Regions from separate parts of the Mus musculus genome. Here region 2 is linked to region 1. Evidence: chromatin loops called from intact Hi-C (ENCODE). Cell type or tissue: left cerebral cortex. All regions are shown on one strand. Links, peaks and the distances in the headings refer to the core of each region. The heading gives the core; the rest is flanking DNA.

Region 1 (10,698 bases), core at 2,655-7,654:
GTTCTTTTAACCTTTCCCGTTTGCCACGCATGGAGGCTCCCGAACGTTCTTGCCAACCTGCTGATGTGACCTTCCCTTGGCAGCCTGGGTTTGTGTCTCAGGTGGGTGGCTCATTCTCAACTCTCTCAGATTTTCTCAGAGATAAAAAATCAAGCTCGTGTCCCCTCACCTTCCTACCCTCTGGCCGTGGCTGTGCGGCGTCCTCCCCAGTGTGCTGGAACTTTCTGTGCCCAGACGAGCCACTCTCTTCACCTGCTGTTCTCTGGAGGGCATGTTGTATCACAGGCCTGGAATATATACGCTGCCGTTCTCCCAACTTGCTAGCGCTCTGTCCTTTCTTGGTTAGGGCCTTTCATTTGTGTCCTGGTTCCTCTTGGGTCCCAGCTATGATTTGTCTCTTTCTGGCTTGATGGCTTCTTGAGTTGACTTCAAGTAAGCTTTAGGCTCCATGGGGGCAGAGGCAGGGCAGGCTTGTTCACTGATGTCGCAGCCATGACTGAGTGCCTGGCTTTAGGTATTTGCGCTTCTGAGTGTCTTCCTAAAAGAATCCCTCTGTGTGGCCAGAGAGGCGCGTCCAAGGATGCTCAGACATCCTTACAGTGATGGAGCGGATGAGAGCATTTGCTGCTTTTACAAAAGCCTAGGTTTAGTTCTCAGCACCCACATGGTGGCTCACAGCCATCTGCAACTCCAGTGCCAGGGGACACGATGCTCCTTCTGACCTCTGTGAGTTCCCACAGGCGCACATACATACACTCATGCAGTCATGCGCATAGCTAAAACCAACAAACATACAAACATACATACACACATATGTAAATTATATATAATATACAATATATATATATATATATATATATACACACACACACACACATTTGAAACATAATGGGAAAGAAAAAAGCAGTCAAGGTTCTTATTAATGAAAGCACAGTTAGGTAGGTAAAATAGAGCATGGACACCCAGTGGGATAGGATGTAGCCATGTCAAACGTCGCCACACATCTAACATGCCCGTCTGTGGCAAGGTTCCAAAACCTGTCATTCTTCATGACTCATCATTACACAAAAGTGTTGAACAAAGGTATCGAACAGGTGTATCAGTGCCTTAAAAAAAATCACCAGAGAGAACACCTTGTGCTGTCAAGAAGGATGGTCTCTGGGGGCGGAAATGGGGCTGAGAGAAGAGTTGGGGAGAGAACCGGGCACTTTGGGCTTCTCACCTCTTCCTGTTTTCTGTACCACTTTGAATTTTACCGACAGCTGCCACGTTTGCCGTAATTGGCAAATAAATTATAAGCTGCTCGGAGCAAGCAAAAGACCTTGGAATCTCCCTTGACTGCCGCCTTTGGGAGACAGAGAATATTTTCCCCGGAACTCCAGGGCAGTGGTGACTCTCTGGGGACTTGGTTGGAAGTGATCCCATCCCTCGGGAATGGTAGCTTTGGAGCTCCAAGTTTCTCCAGAGGCTTGGAAGAAAGATGTAGCCATGGCACAAAGTTGGCAGTGGTGCGAGACGTCTATTTCAGGGCTGACCTCCCGCCCCAGCCACGGGAACCTTTTATTGGTGGAGGATTTTCTAGGAAAATGAACACAGGGAGGAGGTGTGGAATTTCTTCGTAAGGTGGAGTGAATGCCAGGGGTCCCCATGTGCCAGCGTGGTTGACTGTGTGCACACATGCATGTGTTGGAAGTAGAGGGGGTAGGGCGGGTGACTGTTGGAAGGTGCCCCGCTCTTTGGAAGGCCGGAGTCAGGAGGGTGCTATTTCTTGAGTCTGCTTTGAACTGTCTACCGGGCAAAGCCCGCGGATTACCTCATGCTACCATTTCCTCTTCAGCTTTCTCAGATCTGAAGACAGCCGAGCAACAGCAGGTCTGCCTGTCATCATCGTGAAATCGTGACCCACCATTGGCTAAGGGTCAGCTTACCTGTCCCAGGGGGCTTGCTAATGTGCAGAACTGGGAACTAGGAAGTGGCAGTATGGTGGCTAATGACCAAGGCCTTCCGGCGGGGGAATTACTGGATGTCCTGACCTGCACCCTGACCTTCTTGGGAACAGACTGTAGGCTTGGAAGGAGCTGGCTTCTAATGTTCTTCCGGGGCCCAGGCCGGACTACATCTTGGTGAAGGAACTGTGTAGACAAGGAAAGGAATGGGAATGGAAAACCACCTAGGTCACTGGGTGCTCAGCAATGTAGGTGTGCTTGCTCCTAACCCCACCTGCACAGTTGTGTGAGCATCCTGTACCCTCTCCCTGGGGAACACTGACCAGCAAGGCTAAGGCAGAGTCGATGATGGTTCACTTGTGTGCACATCTGTAGGTATTGATTGAAACCTTAACACCCCCATGTTTCCTTCTCTCCACCCTTCAGTTTGGGGAGGGGGTTGGAGTTGGGCAGCTCCCACACAGCTCTGACCTCTTACACTCACATCTCAGGTAGCGGAGAAACCAAAGCAGGGTTCTCGGGTTTGTATGTCCAGCCATTTGCACCAACCCTGGCCTCCAGAGCCCTGCAGAGGTGACAATCTGCATGGGCGAGGGGAAGGAGAGGGCCTGGGGGCCCTGAAGCCAGGCAGGGATGAGCTTGAATCCCTCTCAGTCTTCACTTGGGGATTTCTGAACTTCCCTGAGTCTCACTTATCTGTATTCTGGAGGTTGTTAGAAAGTGTAGACATCAGGATAAACTAGAAACTGTCAGCATCTCACTCTGTATAATGGGGCACTACCACCGCCACCACCACCAGCAGCAGCAACAACAGCAACAGCAAAAACAGCTCTGTGTGGCTAGCAAGGTGGCTTGGTGGGTCAGGGCCCCTGTTGCCAGGCATAGTGGCCCAAGTTAAATCCCTGTGACCCATGTGGTGGAAGAGGGGCACCAACCCCTGCAAGTTGTCCTTTGACCTCCACACACATGATGTGACATGAGTATGACTCATGCATGTGAGTGTGCGTGTGTGTGCGCGCACACACACACACACACACACACACACACACGCAACAGTGTAAAAAAAGAAGAGCTTCCCATGGCTCAACACAGCACACCTACTACGGGCATGCCTCCGTGAAGTGCGGGGAGATGTTCATGCCTTCTTCAGCCCTCAGAGCGGTGAGGTAAGGACAGGAAGGTCTGCCCACATCCACTCTTTCCAGAACGGACGTGACTGAAGCTGCCATTAAGCTGGCCTTGTGGCTTGGGCTGCAGCAGTGGGGTGATACAGCTGCAGTTTTGTAGAGCTGTGCTCAGGTGCTGTGTGTGTGTGTGTGTGTGTGTGTGTGTGTGTGTGTGTGTGTGTGAGAGAGGGGGGGGGGAGAGAGTGGATGAGTGTGTGTGAGTATGATAGAGAGCGTGTAAGAGAGAGTGTGTTTATATGTGAGTGTGAGATTGTGTGAGTGTGAGAGTGTGAGAATGTGAGAGAAAGATTGTGTGAGAGAGTATGTGTGTGTGTAAGCTCATATATGTCTGAGTGTGTGTGTGTATGTGTGTGTGTGAGGGAGAATGTGTGTGAGTGTGTGTGTGTGTGAGAGAGAAAGTGAGTGCGTGCGTGCACGTGTGTATGTGAGAGAGAATGTGTGTGTGCATGTGTGTATGAGAGAGTGTGTGTGTGCCCGTGTATCTGTCTGTGTGTGTGCACATGCACGCTCACCCATTGCTTGTTGCAGTTGCCAGTTTTTTAGGAATCCTGTTGGCCAAATGGCCTCATCCAGACTGGACTCTGTTACCTGCCGAGTGCCTGGAGCTTTTCTGCCAAGTGTGTACACCACAGTTGCTTCCTGTCTGCCGTGTGTCCTCTGACAGATTCATGTCTCCCGAGTCTCCACGTTCGCACCTGTAGTGGTTTCCACTGCAGGAGAGACGAACACGAAGCCTGACCCAGCAGTCATCTCGGTGGAGCGGCCATGGATGTTTAATTGAAATCAGACGTATTAAGAAATTGGCACTGGCTGTTTTAAGTAAGCCTGGCTCGCTCCTCTGTAGACTTTGTATGGAGTGTAACTAAGCTAACTAGAATTTTTCAGGGCCTGCCTGGAGAAAAAAAGCTTCCCAGCCTTTGATGCTATGTGACCTCGGTCAAACCATTTAGGCTCTTTGAAAGCTACCTTTGAAATGTTAGAGAGTGGGAAATCAGTTACCTGAGGCGGGCCAGGAGGATGAAGTCAGGCGCTCCTTTTGGAAGGGCCTAACTCACCAGTGTCTGGTCTTTTAGAATGGCTGAAGCTAATGTGCACCTTTAAGCGAGATGACCCCCTCCCACCATCTCCTGCTGGCATCATATCCATGGTCAGAAGAAGCACAGTGCCCTGTCTCATCTCCCAGTTTCCTAACTGATGCTTTTGCTGGGGAACAGGGAACTATTTGATTCAGGGGCTAAGTCCTTAACAAGCAGGAAGTAAGCTTTTAAAACTCTAAACTGCATCACTTGGAAGGCTCTTTACTGTCACTTCCTGGCCCCGTGACGGGGGGACCGCAGGACACTCAGCATTAAGGCCTTGCAGCAGCCTTCCTGAGTGGCCTCTGCATCATTGCTCTCGAAGCGGCTGGTACTGCATGGTTGCCATGGTAGCAGCAGGATGTGGTTTCTATGGTGATGGTCCGCAGTGGCAGGAAGACAGCAGAGGTTTCAGTTATCTGGTGGCTTCTCATCTCCCCCCCCCCCCCCCCAACCCCATCCCTCTAACCACCTCCCAGCAACAAACTGGAGCTGTCTCCACTGTTGCTGTGTATAGGGGGTGAGCGCAGAAGCCAGGAATTTTACTGCCTGTTCTTGGAAGGACAGGCCCCACGGGATGGTTTCTGCTTCCATAGTGAAGGGGGACTGTCTACATGAACATTTCACCCGGATGAGGACAGGTCCCTCATGTTGTAGCCTAGCAGGCCGAGTCTGTGTGAACCCGCTCCAAATGTCCCTTTCTGAAGGGAGGGCTTTCCTGACTTCTATATTGTTAACTTGCAAGTGGGCGTGAGGTAACTTAGCAGAAGTAAATGGCTTCTAAACCCTTCACGGTTGCACTGTGATTTCAAAATGGCTGCAGCTAGGGGTGGGTGGGTCTTCCTGGGATCGGGTTTTCTTCCTCAGGAACTTACTGAGGTCAAGACAAACAGCAGAGTGTAGCCAATTTACTTGTTCCTTAATGGCTTAATCAATAGACAGATGGGCCTCTCTGTGGAAGGGTGGGGGGTCTGGCACAGAGCAGGGCAAGGACCAGGGAGATAAAGCTGCCTTTTATCTACGAGGGAGGAGGGGACGCTGCAAGTTGTGGGGTTCAGTGGGTTCCAGGGTTAATTTGTAGTGGAGCGGGGTGGATTTAGTGCCAGCTGGTCTGATGTGCCTTGAGTCTCAGCCTCCAGCTGGAATCTTATCAGTCCCGTGTGGCAACAGGACTTCTGCCGGCTCATCAGCATCTCTGATTGGTGATTGGTGATGTCACTGGACTCCTGGAGTGTGGTTGATGGGTTGGACCCTGTCCTCAGCACCTCATCTAGATAACTCTGAAAGCAGAGCCCTCTGGATGCTGTGAGCTTGTCCCTCCCTTGAAGGGGATTGGACCTCAAGTGCCCATCGTGGATGGGGCAGGTCCGGGTAGGGCATGTAGAAGTTGCTCTGTCCTGTGAGGTTTTTCCTTGGTCCAGGGGAAGTAGAAGCTAGGGATTCTGTTCCAGCAGGCCCCGGGGTACCCCGGTTCTCAGCAGGAGGGGCAGACTTAGACTTCCTCACCTTCATGAAGTCTGGAAGTTAAAAATACACAGAACACAGCGGCACCCATTGTTTGTGCTGTTCAGCCACAGTTGTGCTGTTTCTGTGTTTACTAAAGAACCTGAGCACTGGTGATATCCTGCTGTCTCCGATTTCTTTAAAAATAAATAAAGTATCCAGGAAAAAGTAGGGTTAGTTCAGTGTACGCCTCTGGTTCACTGCCTCTACAGGGTCCCTTGAAAATAAACATTTTCAGCACTCTCTCTCTCTCTCTCTCTCTCTCACACACACACACACACACACACACACACACACACACACACACGGAGGGAGGGAGGGAAGGAGGGAGGGAGGGACTATAACTTTGTTTTTCTATGTTTGAAAGAAGCCATGAGACAGGTTCCTCATGTAGCCCAGGTTGGCCCCGAGCTCACTGTATAGTCTAACTCTCACCATCTGCCTCCTGAGTATTGTTTTATCTAGAAAAGACCTGAGCTCTGTTTTGCAGGTGCACGCCCAGCTTGCCTCTGTGCGAGTGTTGAAGATTGTTAGTTCCTAGGGATCTAGCTTTTTTCAGGATCTAACCCAAGGCCTCGTGCATACCAGTCAGGGACTCTACCACAGAGCTGTACCCTCAGCCACTAGGTCTTTGCCGTCTCCATCCATTGCAGGGACAGCCCTCTATGGACCCACCTGGGTGGGCCTGGCAGCCTTCCTGTCTCCACTTCAGTTGACTTTACATCCAAGGCTTCCCTCCGGTGTCTCCAGCTTCTCTGGGCTCTGGCCAGGAGGTTCCTGAAGCTAACCTGACAAATTTAAGTTCCTACAGCTGCTGGCCCACCTATGTTTGCCTCATGTAGGCTACCACCAAGCCTCTCTCCCTCAGAGGGCACAGTGGCCTCCAGGCTGAGCTACCTGGAAAAGAATTGTGAGGGTGTGCTTCTGGTTTGGGGGCTGCTGTGCCTATGGTCCTGGTTGACCCTTGGCTTCTATGGGGGAGTCCCCAAGGGGAGGCTGAGTGTGGCCGGAACCCAGACTACAGACTCTTGCCTCCCTCTTTGTCCATAGTGAGAACATGTGTTCCTGTGCTATGGTGAGCCTCTCACACCTGCTGTCCTTGAATCATAGGTGTGTCCCGAGTGTGTCTGCATGGACCCAAGGATAGATCTTATGCACAAACATCCTAGTGACTTTGTCCATCTGCTCTTTTTAGCTGTGGCTTCCTTTGTCTCCACATCTGTTAGGATACCAGAATGAGCCATGGTCTGCCACAGGCCAGGCCTGAGGACCTGTGGTTGCCCCCTGGAGAAGCTGCAATGCTTCTTGCCTCCATAGATGTTAGTGTAACACTCGAGTTAGTTGCCCTGTAATACTCGAGTTAGTTGCCCGGCAGACATGTATGGTGGACCTACCCGACTGGTGGCTCTGGGAGAAGCCATGAAGCTAGAAGCCCAGGTTGTGGTTAGCCTGCCATACCTTGGGACAGGCAGACGCTGAGAGATTTACAAGTCTGAGTTCCTTGGCCAGATGGACTCTGCCCACGTCCCAGCCAGTGGTCTTGGGTAAGTTAGCCAAGCTGTATCATCTGTCATCCTAACTGTGATTCAACCAACTTCTCGGGGTTGCCAGGACGGCTTGGGGTCAGTGCGCCAGCACACATTAGCCACAGCCATGACTGCTGCCCTCATTTCACAGATGTGGAAATTGAGGTCAGAGAGAAGTGACTACTTGCTCAAGGTAGCCCAGCCTGAAAATGATGCGGCTGCTCTGAGGAGCCCTGTCGTCGAACTCCGCCCTCAGGTGGCCTCATCTGGCCTGAGGTTCTCCAACGGTCAGATGTCCACAGCCCGGAGACGGCTGTTTGAACTGTTGCTGGCGTGCACAGCCCCTTGGACGTCTTATCCTTGTTGGGCCTTATTCGTATTCATCTACAGGGCCCACCAGCTTCCATCTGAAACTGCTCCACCAAGACAGTGTGTTTGAAAATTAAAGCTACTTAGTTTTAGGGGTGGCCTGAGTTTCACTCAGAACTAAGAGGTTAGAGGACAGCTTCTAGGTGTCTATATTCTTCCACCATGTAGGTCCTGGAGATGAATTCAGGTTGTTAGGCTTGGCAGCAGCACTCTTCCTCCTTCTCCTCCTCCCCATCCTCCTCCTCTCCCTCATCTTCTTCCTCTTCCTCTTCTTCCTTCTCCTCCTCTTCCTCTTCTCCTTTTCCTCTTTCTCCTTCTCCTCTTTTCTGTTTTCTCCTCCTCTTCTTCCTCATCCTTCTGTTTTTTTGGTTTTGGTTTGGCTTTGGTTTCAGTTTTTCATGACAGGATTTCTGCCCAAATTCAGAGATCTGCTTGCCTCTTCCTCCTGAGTTCAGGGGGTGAACTCTTATGCCAACACTGCCCACCTGGACGGCAGCAAGCACTTCTACCCCACCTCACCCCCAGTCAGGTCTTTGTTCCACTAAACACCAGCTCCCCATCTGCCATTCCCAGCCAAGGCCCTCCATGCCTCTACTTTTGGCTTTTAAATGTGAGTGCCTTAAAGCAAGATTTGGCCTCTTGTAAAGAGCTTGTTTCTGTCAGCAAAATGGCCTCAAGGTTTGTCTGTGTTGTACCATGTATGCTGGTTTTCTTCCTTTTGTTTATGTTTGGAAACAGGGTCTCACAGAATCCTGAAGCTTGGTCTTGAACTCTTGATATTCTTGCTTCAAGTGCCACTGTCTTAGGGTTTTACTGCTGTGAACAGACACCATGATCATCGCAACTCTTGGTCATGTTCTTGATCATGTTAAATGTCCAAGGACAACATTTAATTGGCTTACAGGTTCAGTGGTTTAGTCCATTATCATCAAGGTGGGAACATGGCAGCGTCTAGGCAGGCATGGTACAGGAGGAGCTGAGAGTTCTACATCTTCATCTGAAGGCTGCTAGCAGAATATTGACCTCCAGGCAGCTAGGATGAGGGTCTTAAAACCCATACCCACAGTGGCACACCAACTCCAACAGGGCCATATCTTCTAATAGTGGCATCCTCTGGGCCAAGTGTATACAAGTCATCACAGCCACCATACCTGATTGCATTTTCCTTCCTTTTAAAGGCTGAGTAATACTCCATTGTGAATGAATGAATGTGTGTGTGTGTGTGTGTGTGTGTGTGTGTGTGTGTGTGTGTCTGTCTGTCTGTCTGTCTGTCTGTCTTCATCCATCTGTCTGTTAGCATTTGGGTTGTCTCTGCCTTCTGGATGTAGGAACAGTACTGACAAGGGCTGTCATGTAAACCTGCCCCTTAAACTCCCTATGTTTAGATACAAGAGAATTTTCTTATCAGGAATATATAATGGGAACAGAAAGAAAACTCCAGCTTCTGAGACTGGCAGTCTCGGGCCCTTGTGTAGGATTCAGGGGCCTGGCAGCCACTCAGCTATAAGCGAAATTTCCTTTGGAGGACGATTGTATGTGGTGTGACCTGCTTACGATATCATGGAGCGCTGGGGACACCATTACCCTCACCACTGCCCTGAAGTCATAATCTTCTGACCCATGCTGGATTGTGTCATTTGGTGGGTTAGTAGAAAGGACATCTGGTACTCATGACAGACTTTAAGATAAATTCTGATAAGCATATTCCTATGTGGTTCACCCTCTGTGTAACTTCCTCTGAATGGGTTTTCTATGTTAAAAAAAAAAAAAGAAAGAAAGAAAGAAAGGAAGGAAGGAAGGAAGGAAGGAAGGAAGGAAAGAAAGAAGGAAGGAAGGAAGAAAAAGAAAAAAGGAAAAAAATATTGTTCTAGTTAGGTGTGGTACTGCACATCTGTAATCCCAGGGCCTGGGAACTGGAAGCAGGAGAATTAGGAGTTGGAGGCTGGCCTAGGATAAATGAGACATTGCTTCCCTCAAATAAAATGCTTGATGTAAGAAAAGATACCCTTATCCAGATGCCAGGGAGCCCAGCACATCAGGTGCCTAGAGGGCCTCTGAGCGAAGTCCACTCGGGGAGAGGTTGGTCCTGTCGTGTGTAGGTAGTGCCACCGAGGCAAAGTGATTCCTCTGTGCTGGTCTCTGCCCGGCTTCATTGTTCTTTCATAACCACTTGGACTCTTGAGCTCTGGGATGGCTCTGGACCTGTCAGGAGCTGTTGGGACTCCCCACAGTGAGCAAGCAGGGTGTGAGCCCTGCAGTTAGCTTCCTGGGGGAAAGAGTGAGGTGTAGGTACACTGCTGGTTTAGCCCAGACGGCACACGCAGGCAGGTCTGAACCTGAAGAGGAATGTGTTTCCTGCTTCTCTTGTCATCCGAGCACCATTGTCCCTAGCTGGCTGGCTCTGAGTGTGCCAGGAAAGAGAGGACAGGAGTCAGTGGGTCATCGGGGACTATGCCCTGCCCTGTGTTAGCAGAAAGCCCTGGGAGTGGAGCAGGCTGAGCTCTGGGAATCTCAGTATTGTGGCCTTCCTGTCAGGAATCAGTAGTCATAAAGGAACAGATGATAACCAGTGGGAGAGAGGGGGGGTAGGAGGGAGAGAGAGAGAGGGAGAGGGAGAGGGAGAGGGAGAGGGAGAGGGAGAGGGAGAGGGAGAGAGAGGGAGAGGGAGAGGGAGAGGGAGAGGGAGAGAGAGACTTGTAATGTGTTCATTGTGGAACCCAGGAGGTGGGCACGTCCCCTGGTCTCACAACAGTAGCGTTGTTAATTATCTTTTTTGTGGTGCTGTGATCAAAGTCAAAGTCAGAACTTCACTCGTGCTAAGGAAGTGTTCTACCAATGAGCGGTACCCACAGCTATTTTACTTTTTGGTGTCTGTCTGTGTGTATACGATCTTGTGATTTCTGTGTGTGTGTGTGTGTGTGTGTGTGTGTGTGTGTGTAGGCCAGAGGTCAGTCTCAGGTATTATTCCTTGGGTGCCTTCCATATTGTTGTTGTTGTTGTTATTATTATTATTATTATTATTATTATCATTATTAGTATTTTAAATCTGAAAGACTTTCTCACTGACCTGGACCTCCTTACATTGGCAGGC
Region 2 (10,698 bases), core at 2,391-7,390, 49 kb after region 1:
CATGGGGACATTGAGCGAGCAGCCAGCCAGATGGTGTAGCAGTGAAGAGGGTTAGGTAAATGCCAGGGAGACAGTGTGTGTGTGTGTGTGTGTGTGTGTGTGTGTGTGTGTGTGTGTATGTATATGTGAGTGTGTGTGTATGTATGTGTCTGTGTGTGTGTATGTGTGTGTCTGTGTGTGTGTGTCTGTCTGTGTGTGTTGGAGGTAGGGAGCTCTCTCTTGTGTATGGATGTGTTTCTGGTGCCTGGGTCACACCAGCTGTGCCCCACAGGAAGTACTCAATAAATATTTGGCAATCTAGCCAGCTGCGCACGAAGAGAGGGAAGCAAGCTCTCAAGTCAGCAAGTGGGTGACTGATGTCAAGCCAAGTGTGGGGCAGCCTTCCCATAGCCACCCTTCTCCGTCACGGAGAGGGCTCTGGCTAGAGAGGTCACAGAGTTTCCTGTGGGTACCAGTAGAACTAGAGTCACAGTGGGCTGATGACAGATACACCCGATGCGATGATACAGGCCTCCCAGAGCCCACGTCTTCGAAATCCATTTCGTGTCACTCTGTGGAGACTCCTAGAGCCACCCGTCTCATGGCTCGTAGGAAGCGGTCTCTGAAGATACATCCTGAGAGACCTTGGTTTCTCTCTTCTGTCACTTAAGAGGCACTGGCAGCCGTGCACAGAGCCTTCTGGGTCTGGACCCCCACACCTGTTGTCTTCTGTGATCTTCAAAGTTCAAGTTCCAGAAGGGAGGTTTCATAGGGGTGGATAAAGGAAGTTAGGAGGCGTAGGCTGCAGGAGAGATGGCTGGATTTAAAAGACCTGGTGTCCTGGAATTCTCTGTGTTCATTTTGGTCTGTTGGGATCCGTGAGTTACCAACCATTAGCAAGATGTGCAGGGCGGGTCATGTGAGATAGCATGTGTGACTGACTGCCTGGCAGTTTGTCTCTTTTGATGATATCTTCCATTGGACTGAATAATACCGGTTACCTGGTCTTGATTCCTGATGCCTGGGGCTGGGTAGAGGGTTTTGTATATGAAGAGGAAACCCTGTAACTTGGTGCAGGGGCTGCACACACTGCTATGGTTATGACTGGTACCTTCTCGTGTCCTTTCATCCCCTGGGTAGCTTTCAAGTTAGGCTATGCTTCTATGGCTAGAAACCATGCAGATAAATGGAGGAATGTGACTGATCGGAGTCTTGGTCACATAGCTACTCCCTCTCCGTGGCTGGCCCTGGGACCTTCAAAGTCCTTTACCTTTCAAACCGTGACCGGTTCTTCTAGGCTTCATTGGTCCCTTGATGTGGAACACTGTTTTTATCCCCATTTCGCCAGTGACAAAATTCAGTGTCCAGAAGTCAGGGAGAGCCATTAAAAGGTACTGAAGATCTAAGCAGTGTGTACCCACATTCTAGAACTTCTCTCAAGTCCCCCCAACCCCCACCTTCTTAACATGCCCCCACAGACTTCCACGAGCCTTGCCATGTGTTTTCTTGGAGCTAATCCCAGGGTCTATGCAGGAGCACCTAACATTGTGTACATGGGCTCAGTTCCCTCGGCACCCATTGTCACCCATCCTGGAAGCCCTGGCTTGAAGCCTACAGCTCGAGGAAAGACCCGCCAGGGACTTCCCATGCATGGAAACACACACGGGCTCCTGAATCCAGCTCGGCCTTGCCAAGAACCGTATTGAGTTTATTTGTCTAAGAGTCTGCCCTGCTGGCCTTGGCTTCCGGAGAACCCAGCTTTGTAGAGCGAAGGTCCTGTGAGACAGAAGGCCACCAGGGTCAGACAGAGGGAGGCCCTTGAGACTTGAGAAGGGACTGGTGGTGCTGGTGAGCTGTGAGAGCTGACAACCCCCCAGGGCTGCTGTCCAGGTGGCAGAAGAGGAAGCACCCACACTATTTCGTTTCTTGTAGGCAACATCTCATTGTCGCCTAGGCGGACCTCGAACTTCTGATTCTCTTGTCTCCTCCTGAGAGCTACATTACAACTGTGGTTGCTGGGATTTGAACTCCTGACCTTCGGAAGAGCAGTTGGGTGCTCTTACCCACTGAGCCATCTCACTAGCCCTCAGCCTGCTTTCTTACATATCCCAGGACCACCTGCTCAGGGGATGGCACCACCTATGATATGCTGGGCCCTCCTTCACCAATCACTAATCAAATAAGATGCTCGGTAGACTTGTGTACAGGCCAATCTGATGGGAGGCAATTCCCTCATCCCAGAGAATTCTGTGTCAGGCTGACAGGAAGTGAACCAACACACAAACACAGTTTCTGTCTTCCTTAGTACTCTTTGGGAGGAAGGCCTGGCAGCTCCTTTCCTAGGAGTGTGAGTTCCTCCTTAATCTGCCAGCCCAGCTTCCTTCTTTTACCTGTCACCTTACTCATTTTCTCTCTCACAGTTGTCACCATTTTTGAATGTCCCACATGCTTTGCATAGTTACCTCTCCGTCGCGCCGCCATCCTATGGGGAATTTCATGGGAGCAGGGCTGTGGACCTTCAACAGACACACATACACAGTATGGAAACTGAAGTTCCAAAAGTCCAGGCTAGCCAGGCTGCAGCCAGAGAGAGGCAGGAGTATGGTGGCCTGTTCGATTTTTGCCTTGCTCCCTTCTGTGACATGGAGCCTGTGAACAGGCTACAATCATACTGGTTCATTCTGGCATGCCGAGGAGAGTGTGGGATGTGGACCTGCCCCTGGAGTCACAGATGTAACATCTGGGTCATCCCAGCATCCCTGTTTTGCCAAGTGGATGAAGATAGCCCTGGGAGGAGCCTCCTATCTCCTGGAGAGGCTGAGCCATATGGCTTTGTTTAAGAATGGGCCTCGGGATGTTCCCCCCAAATCTGCCCTCTGGGGAAATTTCTGCAGAACTTGTGTGGTGCTTCCATTGAATCGAGGGTTACCGCCAAGGGCAGCACTTAGACATTCTTAAAAAGGGTGGTGCTGGAGACAAAGTTGAAGGGCTCAGCTCCTCTCAGCGGGACCCAGCGCTGGTGGACGCCACAGAGAGCAGCTTTATCCGTGCACACGCAGAACCTCTTGAGCCTGCCAGAGAGTTCCTTTGCTGGGACAGTCAACTTAAAGGAGAAAGGGTTCATGTGTTTGTGGACTTTCAGGATGTGGTTGTGCAGCCATGTTGCTTTGGGGCCTCCGGTGAGGCAGAACCATGAAGGAGCAGCGTCTGGAGAGGAAGCAAATCTGTTCACTACATGGTGGCAAGGAAGCAGGGGGACAAGGGACAAGAGCACACGCCCAGCTTCATAGAGGCTCCATTGCCGGAGTGTAAGAGTATATAGGTTCCAACGGCCCTGCTGTGTGGAGAAAAGGTTCAAGGTCAGGGTCACCCTCAAGTTCATGAAAGTCCAGAGCAGGGTTCTGTGTTCCTGAACTATGAAGAGCTTACTTTGCTGTGCATGATGTATCCCCCTAGGCCCCAAACCTTCTTCCTTCCTTTTTTTCCTTCTGAAGAGGTCCCAGTGGGACCTTCCCCAGGGTAGAGTCCCTTGGAACTGTGGTACCCGTGGGGAGTTCAGGTCCCACCCGCCTGGCTGTTACTGTTCTTAGACATGTCTGCAGATTCTGGGTAGAACGGAGCTGACTTGGAGACATCTTTGAGCCCCTCATCAACCGTTTCAGTAGCAAAGGCACCTTATTGGGACAGATGCCAAAGTGCCAGGCCCAGGGACCAAATTCCCACCCTTCCCATGCCCGCAGAGAAGATGGGTCTTGGAAGGGTCGGGATATGGAAATAGCTAGCCTTGGCTCTGTTACTAAACTTCTTGAGGCATTTAGCCATAAAAGGGGGCAGCTGCCGAGGCTGGCTTCTTGATTAATGAGCCCCCTGTATGCCTCATCACAGTCCTCATGGAGTCCTGGGATGGCCCTGCCCTTCAGGCCCCCCTGCGTTGCAGGTTTTTGTTTTTGTTTTGTTTTTTTAAGCCAGGGGTCCAACTGTAGCGCAGCTGCTGTTCTAGGTGGGCGGGGACTCCGCAGCTGTGCAGCAGTGGGAGACCAGACCCCCCCCCCCCATCCTGCTGGCCTTAGCCCCATTCTGCACGGTGCGCACTGCCCTGGACTGTCCAGGTCTCTCTCTGTTTGTGGTTGTGAGATTGGGTCATGGTGGGAAGCAGGAAGAAGCCTGTGACCCGTCATATCCTCTCTCTCCATTTCCTCAGGGTGACTACAGCTCCCTTGCTTGCAGTGTGGTTGAGTGAAGTCAAGCCCTGAGCTGGGGCTAGAGTGGTCTATGGAACTAGAGTGTGTGGGGTGTGTGTTGGGGGGATATGCTTGGTGAGGGTGGGGCTTGTGGTGGGTGGGTTTTGGTGGGGTGGGTGGAGCTTTGGGCATAAGGTCTGATAGAGTGGGATCCGATGAGTGGCGACTGTGTTTGTGACGTGGGTATCTTCCTGTCACCCCATTGGAAAGATAATAGGACAAAGGCTTTTCACAATGATGGGAGAATAGGAGGTCCAAGTGGCCATGAGTAGGTAGAGCATGTAGATGGTCTACACAGTGGGGCACATTCAGCCACCAACAGAGGTGAGGCAGGGCCTCCACTCTGAGCCTGTGTAGCAGTGTTCTGAATAGGCAGATTCACACAGGTAGAATGTGATGGGCAGGTGAGGGCGTTTCCCCGTCAGGTGTTGGCTTCTTGGCATGATGGGTACTAGTCCCTGGCAGAACGACCATTGAGAACACAGATGTGGTACTGTCCTGCGCTGGAAGGGGCTTCCTGTCAGATCATGTGGCATCATCCATCCATCGCTCCTGGAGACCAGACCAGAGCATCCTACTGCTGTGCCAGGTGCCAGCACGATGGCGCCAAAGGACCCTGCTCTGCGACTGGGATGACTCAAGTTCCACTCAGCTGCCGGAGTGACAACCAGCCTGCTGCTTACAACCCAGGCCTCTATGAGGCTTCTGCTGCGGCACTTAGCGGCGGCTCCAGTCTGGAGTGGCTGATAGAGAGAGGGACTTTCCAGATAGGCTTTTCCTTTTGGGGTGTGGGAGCCCCCCATCCCACTGGAATGTATGTCTTGAGTCAGCCTAGAGCCTCGTCCTGGGGGCTGAAGACTCATGAGTCATGTGCTCATCACCATGGAAACCGGCGATTGGCTGGGGCGGGCGGCAGAGCTGATCTCTGAAAGACAGGATGGTGAAGGATGTTGGATGAGCACCCCACTGGATGAGAAGCCTGTGAAAGCAGATAATTAATGGAAACATTAGCTCTGAAGGTCTTGGGGTTTGGGAAGGGGGAACACTGGCGAGGGACCCCCCCAGCCACCTGCTCTGTCTCCCATTTAGGTCTTGGATGCGTTTGAGCCAGGCTTATCACAGAATTCTAGAGGGCGGGTTTTTTTTTTTTTTTTTAATAGCAGGCCCTCTTACACGAGCCCATATTAGTTCCATAGCAGAACACCGCCACGGCTCTGAGATTTGTCCCCACCTCCCATGAGAAGGCAGTGTCCCCAATGCACAACTCATAGTGTCCCAGAAGGCTGTACCCCAAGAGCCAGGACCTTGGGTGCTGGATGTCTGTATCCTTAGTACCCAACACATGCTGACCCAACATGGTGCTTAGTTCAGAAACCCTAGTGCCAAAGCCATCTTGTTAGAACGTGGCCAGAAAGTAGCGCCCAGCTGAGGCAGCAGTGGGTCCCTCATTCCTGGCCAGGGCTCCCAGGACTCCTTAATATCTCTCTAATGAGAGTAATTTGGCAACAGCAGAAAACACGCTCTAACCCTTTGTCCCAGTAATTCCATTTCTGGGAATCTGGCCTAAAGAAATAATCCTAAATATAGGCTAGAAAAACAGGCTTCACAGGGATGTTCACCTCGGAGTTGTTTATCGCTCATGCAAAGCAGACCGGCGGGAGCAGAGAGAAACTCCCGAGTGGATGCTCGTAGGTACAGCGCAAGCACATTCTTTGATTTGGGACTCAGGGAAAAAAAAGTTTAGGGCCGTTGAGATGACTCACAGGGTAAAGTCAGCAAGCCTGACATAAAGGCAGCAGGCTTGACGACCTGAGCGTGATCCCTGGGTGGAAGGAGAGAACTGACTCCCACAAGTGGATTGCAACATATAAACTGTGTGTGTGTGTGTGTGTGTGTGTGTGTGTGTGTGTGTGTGTGTACATACACATATGTGCACAGTAGATAAAGAGTAATACAAGTTCCAGTTAAGAATAGTCAGGAGAGCCTGAGAGATGGGTGCAGTGTAAGAGACCTTGTTTTACAAGCATAAAGACACAGGTTCGAATCCCCAGCATTCATGTAAAGGCCAGGCATGGCAATACACATCTGTGACTCCAGTGTCTCAGAAGAGACAGGTTGAGGCCCATAGCGCAGAAGCCAAATCAGACTAGACAGAAGCAGGCTAGCTGCAGGTTTAGTGAGACCCTAACTCAAGAGGGTGACCAAAAATCGATAACTGTATCACGGGGCATTCAATGTCCCCTGGCTTCTGTATACCTCTGCATGGCACATGTACACAGCACAGCATACATTTGTGTACCCAGTATTCAGATCAGAGTTACATACAGTCAAAATTTAAATGAAAGAAATATATTGGAGTATTAATGAATATTTTGTGTGTGTGTGTGTGTGTGTGTGTGTGTGTGTGAGAGAGAGAGAGAGAGAGAGAGAGAGAGAGAGAGAGAGAGAAATGAACCTAGATTCTCGAACCTGATAGCCAAACAGTCTTCTGCTGTGTTGCATCTCTGGCCCTCTTACATTTTATATCATGGCTCTACCTCACCTGCCCAGGCTGGCCTTGGACCCTCCCTGCAGTCCCTGCAGGTCTTGAATTGGTAACCTTGCCTCAGTCCCCCTGAGTTTATAGGTTTGAACCTTCAGGCTTGGTTCCTGAGTGATCTTGATTTAATTTTATCCACATGCTTAGATTCTGTCCCTCACCTTCCCACGCTTGCATTTGTTAGTCAAGTGTGAGTTGTCATTTACATACAGTGACATCCACCCATTAGTGTGCAGCTCCAGGAGAGCTGGTGGATGGTACCACCATGAGGGACAGCCCTTTGGGGTGAGCTGGTTCCAAGTCACCCCAGCAAGTATGCCCTGCCTCCCTCCCATCAGCCCTGTCCACCCCCTGCAGCCCACAGCTTCCCGTCTGGCTCGGTACAGACCCAGGATGTGATAGCTGCCTGTCTGATTCCACCAGGGGTACCCTGGAACCTCGCGCTGTGAGCCTGATTCTAGAAAGCCTGTAATCTCTCTTAGTTGTGCCGGAGAGCTATATTTCCCATTCTCCCTTGGTGGTAGAAGTCTTGGTTGTCCTACTTTCTGATTCACCTCTTGTCTGCTGGTGACTCTGGCTCCTGTGTCACCATTGCTGTGGGCAGCATGGTCTCAGTGGGTGTGACACATCTGCCCCTACATGTCTTCGAATTTTCTGTCCCAGTGAGGACTCTCTGGGTGTAGAGGCTGTTGTCAGTGTAGCTTAACAACTGCAGTGACCACAGAGGAACCTTGTATGCAGAGAAGAACAGTATCCTTTGTGCCATACCACTTTGCCCGTCTGTAGTGTTCTACACTAGTGCCAACTAGTTGGTACACTAGTACCAACATGACCCTGACCTGGGGACCCAGTACTTCTGTGTTACTATCTTGGTCAGTCATCTTGGTTTCCCAGTAGCCCCGTGTGTCCCTAGATTCCATAGTAGAATTGATCATCCTGTCCCCCTAAACCCTCTTCAGCCTGGCTTAGGTATTCCTTGTCCCCCGTGAGTGCTGGGTACTCCTTCGGCTTTGGACACACAAACTTGTTGGATAGCCCAGGCTGGCCTCGCATGCTCAGCCTTCTGAGTGCTGGCATGGCAGGTGAGCCTCGGGATGTCCGGCTTAGGCAGGTGTCTGGAGGAGCACTTCTTCACTTGCGCTTTGGAGTTTGGGGAAGAGGATGCTGGAGATAAAAACTATAGTCGTTCCATCAGTCTCTTCAGTATGTTCCAGATGCTGAGCTAAGTACGCCCTTGGCAAGTTAGATCCCCTGGAATATTCTCCACAGTTCTGTTTATGAAATTACTGTCAGAGGAACCAGGTTCAGAGAGGCGCTGTAACTGTCTTAATGACACACAGTAAAGGGATTCAAACACAGGTCTTAATGGCTCCGAAGACTGCTTTGGGCCAAGTGCTGAGTCAGACAGCGGAAAAGCGATCGGTCTGGCTTTTAAAAAACAACGGGTGCTTATTTATTTATCCCCGGCCCTTTCCCAGAAAGCTTTGCTCACAGCTTCAGCAACAGCCAGGCCAGGTTGTAGGGTGGGGGTTGCCCGCAGCAACCTCTGTGCACAGGGGCGGCTTACACAGGTGGACACGGGTCTGCAGGTCTTTCTCTTGCTGGGGAGTGAGGAGCAGCACACTGGTGTGAAGGGCTTGCGGCGGCCAGCCACCTCCCACCAACACTGTCCTCCTGTCTCTGTTCTTGGTGGCTTCGGTGATGCTGCTAGAATTTCCTGCCGCACCTTCTTCATGGGGATGTGGTCCCTAGGCCCCAGAAGTGCTACCTGCTACCTAATCTCTGCCTGACCTCTTCCCTCAGCTCTCTCGCTCGCTGTCCCCAGACCTTTGCATTAGCTTTGAGTTGATGCTATGGCCCCATCACCATACCCCATTCAATACACCATCCTCGTCTCAACTGCCCCCCCCTCATTCTCCATATTCTGTTTGTTGTCTGTTCACCCCACTGGACTCCGGTTTTATGCAATACCCACCACAACCCCTAGAATATGCTAGATGCTCAGTGGATACTTGTTGAACCAACCTCCATTGGTCATTCACTTTACTTCAGGCTGATGGCAGTCTAGCCATCAGCTCCCCTCACTGCCAGTACTTGTCAGTTGGAAAAGAAAAAAAAAAAATCAGAAGCCTAAGTGTCTGGGAAAATATTCACCCAGGCTGTGAACTTTAAATCGCACCTCCCTGTTTCAGCATAGCATCGTATACACATTCATTCACTCTTAGCTGTGGGAAGGTCACAAGACCTGGGTGCCCTATGGATGGCCCTGCCACCTCCTCCCTAAAGTCATTGTGACATTCCACTCTTGGAGCTCCTGAAACAGTGTATGTGTGTGTGCGATGATGGGGGTCTGTGGGAGGTTGCCGTTTGTCTTAGCTTGCCGCACGTCTTCAGTCTTCACGGATTGCCCCGACCTCTGGCATTTTGGATGTGGGGTATTGAAGACCCTAGCAGGGCTCGATGGCCTATGTGCTTCCCTGATGCTTCTCTGGGATGGTGGGACTCCCTTAGAGGCAGTGTGGATGGATGGCTTGAGGCCTGTCTTGCCTTCTTCCCCTATCACTGATCCATGCTTATGCTTTCTCTCAATACATGCTATTGAGCCATGTGGTGGTCCAGGGCACTGAAGAAAGACAGCATGTGCTCTGTGGGCTTTGGGGGCAAGGAAGCGTGATGGGTCAGAGGTCCTGTCTGTAGGCTTCTGTAAGGAGTGATTTCCATGGGGTGGACCTGTTAGGAGCCTTTGGAGGATGGTGCACTGGGGAGGGATGCTAAGATTCAAGCTCTGCCCTGTGCTGGGGCCTGTGGTCACCAGGGGGTGACCCCTCACCTTTGACCTGAGGGTTCCCTTGCCTTTTCTTCATTTTGCACCCTAGGTGTGGAATGAATTCCCTCCACAGCCCCTCCCCACAGCGGGATGCTGGCAGCCAAGAGCTGGTCCTTTGGTCCCTGGGTAGCTTCCTTTCTGTGATGGCGCTGTCTTCTCACAGGCTCTTGTTTTTCTCTCTTTGGCACAGCCGTCTGGGTACATGGAAAACTCGGTCTCCTACAGCGCCATTGAAGACGTTCAGCCGCTGTCCTGGGAGAACGCCCCGAAGTACTGTTTACAGCTCACGATCCCCGGAGGGACCGTCCTGCTGCAGGTAGGAAGAGTAAGCATGACCCAGCAGTTTCTTTCCTCCCGGTCCCTCATCCTCTTCTCACCTGCTCCCTCTGTAGACCTTAGCTTTGGTCAACTTAAAAGTCACGAAGGTATTAAAGACTCTCGGGAGGGCCGTGCAGGGATTAAACACCTGCTGCATGCTGCTCACTGTCTAGGAGCTTGCTCGTCCTCCTGGGTCTCGAAAAATTGAACTCTGTAGCCTCAGCTTTGAAAATGCCGAAAATGAGTCCCCGGGCCAGATGGGCTTCGGAACTTGTGAGGCTCACCTCGTTGTGGATCTGCTTGCTGTCTGCTGGACTTAAGTGAGGATTGTGTCCTGTATCTTTTTGGTTAGCTCAGTTTTGTGTTGGCAAACAATGGAAGTACTGGCTCTGCGTGTCTGTGAGCACGTAGGTCGAAAACGACACGAATATCATTAGGACTGAAGGTTGAACAGGAATAGGTTGTGCTGTTAAAATGGCTGAGAAGTTCAGGAGGAGGTTTGCAAAGAACAGCGGGATCCCGGGTCGGGTGGCAAATGATGTCACCAAGACTTAGTTTTTGCCCCTCCCTCCATGGTGTAGCACACTGTCAGTTTATGGTGGGAAAGGAGGAGGGTGGCCACCCTAAAGATTGGCTTAGAATTCCTAACTCTATTCTTTCTTCTCCACCCCCCACCCCCCCGCCCCGAACCTCATGGAGGATCCAGGCTGGCCTTGCTGGTCGCTTGGGAGTATGCTGTATTCTCTGGCCCCATCCTCACCTTTGACCATAGCAGCTGATGGCCCTTCTGGTAC

The links. Peaks named below come from ENCODE experiments on the same cell type or tissue, not always from the same donor. Only the 100,000 strongest peaks of a DNase experiment are listed, where the experiment ranks them.
Region 2: it touches region 1 in a loop (2.1-fold over the local background); 3 of 42 quality-filtered maps call a loop at or near these places.

The regions. Positions count from the first base shown.
Region 1 is chr8:117,317,701-117,328,398 of GRCm38, forward strand. The region is part of intron 1 of Cmip (c-Maf inducing protein); the gene reads left to right. Among named protein-coding and RNA genes, the nearest start is that of Gm51554, 7.9 kb to the left of the region's middle. In left cerebral cortex, for the core only: no CTCF peak of the experiment used is centred there; a DNase peak (open chromatin) is centred at 4,549; H3K27ac peaks cover 1,896 bases.
Region 2 is chr8:117,367,299-117,377,996 of GRCm38, forward strand. It overlaps Cmip (c-Maf inducing protein), which reads left to right. Exons shown (of 21, transcript NM_001163262.1): 2 at 9,777-9,902. Among named protein-coding and RNA genes, the nearest start is that of Gm39260, 51 kb to the right of the region's middle. In left cerebral cortex, for the core only: CTCF peaks have their summits at 4,817 and 7,193; DNase peaks (open chromatin) are centred at 4,995, 5,715, 5,898 and 7,036; H3K27ac peaks cover 2,417 bases.